Linked DNA regions of Homo sapiens: region 1 is linked to region 2. The links are chromatin loops, found by intact Hi-C in ENCODE. Cell type or tissue: ovary. All regions are shown on one strand.

What was found. Hi-C counts contacts between places; a loop is a spot of excess contacts. Peaks named below come from ENCODE experiments on the same cell type or tissue, not always from the same donor. Only the 100,000 strongest peaks of a DNase experiment are listed, where the experiment ranks them.
Region 1: it touches region 2 in a loop (7-fold over the local background); 82 of 110 quality-filtered maps call a loop at or near these places.

Annotation. Positions count from the first base shown.
Region 1 is chr7:41,942,188-41,944,687 of GRCh38, forward strand. No RefSeq gene overlaps it. Among named protein-coding and RNA genes, the nearest start is that of INHBA, 240 kb to the left of the region's middle. In ovary, a CTCF peak has its summit at 1,019; DNase peaks (open chromatin) are centred at 676 and 1,024; H3K4me3 peaks cover 678 bases; H3K27ac peaks cover 907 bases.
Region 2 is chr7:42,839,555-42,842,054 of GRCh38, forward strand. No RefSeq gene overlaps it. Among named protein-coding and RNA genes, the nearest start is that of C7orf25, 71 kb to the right of the region's middle. In ovary, no CTCF peak of the experiment used is centred here; no DNase peak of the experiment used is centred here.

The DNA.
Region 1 (2,500 bases), 900 kb before region 2:
ACAACTGGCCGGGCGTGGTGGCTCACGCCGGTAATCCTAGCACTTTGGGAGCCTGAAGCAGGCGAATCACTTGAGGTCAGAAGTTTGAGACCAGCCTGGCCAACATGGTGAAACCCCATCTCTACTAAAACTACAAAAAAGTAGCTGGGCTTGGTGGGGGGCGCCTGTAATCCCAGCTACTCTGGAGGCTGAGGCAGGAGAATTGCTTGAGCCGGGGAGACGGAGGTTGCAGCGAGCGGAGATCGTGCCATTGCACACCAGCCTGGGGGACATAAGTGAGACTCTGTCAAAAAAAAAAAATTCAAAAGTTCAACAACTTGTGCAGAGCCACTTGCTACCCGAGGACCCGTGACTCAAGCACATCGGTGTGGTTTAAAGTCCACCCTGTGGCTCCTCTCACGCTCCTCCTACCTCCGGGTCAAGGGGCGCTGATGTAAGGCATTCCGCTTGTGCCTTTCAAAATAAACAACTGCTTTCAAAAGACAAACGGAATTATACATAGACTAGGACAGTTGAAAAAATGCTAGATTCTGTCCCCGCAGGGAAGTGGCCGACCCGATGTGTGGAGGGGCTGGGAGCTGCCATGCCCCGCACAACCCGGCGCACCCTGCGGGCTTCACGCGTGGGCTTCACGCGTGGGACTCGCAGGCTCAGTCTGCAGGGGCGCTGCTGTCACCGCACCCGCCTCCCCAGCTCAGGCAGCCCAGGACTCCCTCTGGCTTATATGTAGTAAAAAACAAAGGCAGTGTCTGGTTCAGATCCAAGAAAGCCACAGCAGTGGCCACAGAGATGTTTCTCCAAGTCTCATATTGATGAATCCCAAGCATATTTGAACTGTTTAATACCCCCATCTCCAAAGATGCTCTTTTTTAGCTAGTGTCCAATCCCTATATTACAGTTCCTAAACAAGAAACATTCCCCGTGCTGAATCCGCGTGGTTCTTTCCTCTTCAGCGCAGAGAACGGAGGTGGAGATGGGCTCCGGTGCTCCCGCTGAACAGGGACGGTGCGCAGTCATTCCCCGCCTGCACCACGCGGTGGCAGCAGCAGCATGGGCTGAAGGGGCTGTTGGACGCGTTTGCAGCTCCGCCCGCTGAGAAGCCACTATTAAATGCCCTGCAAACTGGGCATTAATCCCCAGGCCCTCCACAAGTGTGGTGAGGGGAGTGTGGAGGGAGGGAAGGAGGGCAGTGGACAGTCAAGTCTTGGAGATTGTGCCTGATGGCTGAGTGTTCTGGAATAGGCCTGTCCTTTCTCTCATTGACAGGGGGAGCTAGAGCTGGCAGGAGAGGGCCAGGAATTTTTCTCTTGCTGACACTTTGCAACAGGTCTGGCCTTTGGACCCAGAACCCCATAAGACCAGGCCTGTTCTTTTGCCTATGAGACTTCCTCGTTCACAGAAGCTATGACTTCTAGACCAGGCATCGTTGACTTCTGGCCTCCTCCCTCTTCTTCTAAAATTTTCTCCAAAAAGCACACCCACTGGCCCCCCTGGTGTGTCCCCTCCAGCTCTGGTCCTCCAGGGCAAAGCCCAGACTCCTTCATGGGGTGTTTGGGGCCTATGCACCTTCACCCCGAGTTTTCACTCCTGCCAGTGCCTTATGTACATCCTGTCAACCTCCTTCCTGACCCTCATCTACAGAGGTCCACTCTCCCACCTCATACTGTCTCTTGTACCTTCCTCTCCACCTCTTCCTCTTCTGAAAGGGCCCCTCCTTAGTCAGTGTTTAACTCATGTTCTTGGAACCCTTCCCTGATGTCTGAACTGTTAATTATAACCTGTGCCACTTCCCTGGTGCCTGCAAACACTGCAAGACTTAACTCATCTCCTGCTCACAATGATTCAGTCATCTGGACAGATGAGGACACTGAGGCACAGATACATAAACTTGCCTGAGGTCCCAGAGCTAAGGAAGAGGCAATCTTAAATTGTCATCTCTGAGTAAACTCACATATTCTCTGCCTTGGAACTCAGAGACTGGGATTTTGCCACTATGTTTCTCTGTGACTGATTATGACCCAAACAATGTCATAACATCTTTTTTTTTGAAACATAGTCTCACTCCGTCACTCAGGCTGGAGTTCAGTGGCACAATCTCAGCTCACTGCAACCTCTGCCTCCCGGGTCCAAGCGATTCTCCTGCCTCAGCCTCCTGAGTAGTTGAGATTACAGGTGCACCACCACGCCCGGCTAATTTTTATATTTTTAGTAGAGACGCAGTTTCACCATGTTGGCTAGGCTGGTCTCGTACTCCTAACCTCATGTGATCTTCCTATCTCAGCCTCTCAAAGTGCTCAGATTTACAGGTGTGCACAACCACTCTCAGCCAATGTTTGTATTTTTAGTACAGATGGGGTTTTACCATGTTGGCCAGGCTGGTTTCAAACTCCTGAGCTCAGGTGATCCACCCTCCTCGGCATCCCAAAGTGCTGGGATTAGAGGCTTGAGCCACTGTGCCTAACCCCAAACAGGGTCACACATCTTGATTCGCAAAACAAGG
Region 2 (2,500 bases):
CATGAGAAAAACAAAAAACAATCTAAATATCCAAAATAGTGAAAATAGTGCAATTATTCAAATATGAATATAATAACTTTGTAATGACATAATAAATACTTATGACATCATGTTAGGTTAAAAAATACAATATAGAAAGTGTGTAAACTATGCTTTTAAAATTTCATTATGTATTTTAAAAAGAGCAAAACATTCAGAGGAGTTGTATGGATGATGAGATTATCATTCATCTTTTTTCTTGTCACTATTTTCTAAATTTTGTATAATTTGAACGTTACTTATAATGAAAAAACTATTTTTGAAAGATCTTAACAGACTTCAGTGACCCACCATTAAAGATGTATCTTTAAACTTTTATGTAACATCCACCACCCTAGGCACTTGATATTTTAAAAAAGAGAAGAAAGTAGCTCTCATCATTTAGTCAACTAAAGAACACAGTGAAACAGGGTAAGTGTGCCTAAATGTGTGTACACAGCACTACAGGGACCCAGCAGCTGAAGGAACTCATTCTATCAGAGTGAGCCTCAGAATGTATTATCTGTATATTAATGATATGACACACAGGAATACATCTACTTGGATTCATTTCTTTCTTTGTAGTATTTGTCCCCTCACCCCACCCAAAAAGGCGTAAAAGTGCTGAAGGCAGACTTGACTCTATATAGAGAGAGTAACATGGGCAACAAGTTTAGTCTTACTTGTGGAGACTTTTACGCATACAAGGAACAGGGTCAAAGGACAGGACTTTGGAAAGCAAGGAGTCACTGTCACTGGGCCATGCTCGAGAGGTAAAGCCAGAGGGTTGAACAAGGTACTTCCCAGATAACCAAACAGAAACAAAGGCAGCATCACATCAGAGACTCTAGGAGACCTGGTGATTTCTGGTGCCCTTCTATCTGGGCATGGCCTTTTTAATTTAATGCTTATAAAGTAGACCCCTGATCTGAATTTATAAGTTGAAGGATTATTATGTATGCCATTAATTTGTTGGGAAATGGGAAGTGGAAAGGGACTTACCCTAGAAAATTTATCTAAAGACAGAAAAAGTTTTAGACCTTAATCTAATAGATAACATCAGGCCAGCAAAGAGCTCACTGGCTTCCTTTTCCACACATCTTCCTCATTGTTCATTTTCATGCTGGCATGATGTTTGATTCAACTGGGAATAGATTAGCTAATTACTAATTAGGGTTAAATGATCATCCCCAATTTGCTATCTTGGAGTATACGGTGATCATTTGTATTAACTGCCTAATATACGTACTGTGTGCAAGTACTGTGCTGGGTTTTTTACAGGTTAAATTCATTAAGCTAGAAAAGATCATCTATGTTAATTGCCTAAAAAATGTCTGAGGTAGCTGTTATTAATTCCATTTTACAGATTAAAAGATGGAGGCTTGGGAAACTTGAATAACTTGGCCATGGCACAGGGCTAGTAAGTGGCCAGCTACAAAGTAGACTTAGGTGTGAGTGGGCCCAATGCCCCTGATCTTTCCACCACGTCAAGCAACCAGCATTCTGGGAGAGCTGATGGGTGGCAGTCCTTAAGCCCTTGTGAAGGTACCGTCTCAGCAGCACCAGCTGGGCTGAACAAAGAAACAAAGTGTAGAACAATTTCAGTGCACAGGGCACACTGCTGCTTGATCTTCCCAGCAGATCTATAAGCTGGTTGATAGTGCCTGGTACCTTTCTCCTCCTCATCCTCAGGAGCTGGAAAGTAGCCTCTCTTTATAAAATGTCTGGGATATACCCAGTTTATGGCCTTGCAATATCATTTCTCTCCAAGGGAACCAGAAGAAATGACTGATTCCAGGGCTGGGCCAAAAAAAAGTCCAAGATGAGCCTGACATATCTTGCCATACCAAACTGCAACAAAGCTCTTGGTGAGTACCGGGATCATGACCAAAGTACCCAAAAGTCGATCTGAGTAAACCCCCATTGGGCAAAGATAGCACAGTAACTGCAAAGGGTTGAAACACAAATATGCTTAAATCCATGAATTCATAATGATACCACAACAAAAACATTATTGGTCACCTTTGGCAGATGCTAGGTATATTAGTCTGTTCTCACGCTGCTGATAAAGACATACCTGAGACTGGGTAATTTATAAAGAAAAAGAAGTTTAATTAACTCACAGTTCCACATGGCTGGGGAGGCCTCACAATCATAGCAAAAGGCAAGGAGGAGCAAGTCACATCTTACATGGCAGCAGGCAGGAGAAGAATGAGAACCAAGCAAAAGGGATTTCCCCTTATAAAACCATCAGAGCTCGTGAGACTTATTCACTACTACAAGAACGGTATGGGGGAAACCACCCCCATGATTCAATTATCTCCCACCCAGTCCCTCTCACAACACATGGGAATTATGGGAGCTACAATTCAAAATGAGATTTGAGTAGGGACACAACCAAACCATATCGCTAGGTAATCAGCATATTGTTGAGAAAACTAGTAAATACAGGGAAAGTCTCAAACATTTATCCTGTCTCTCC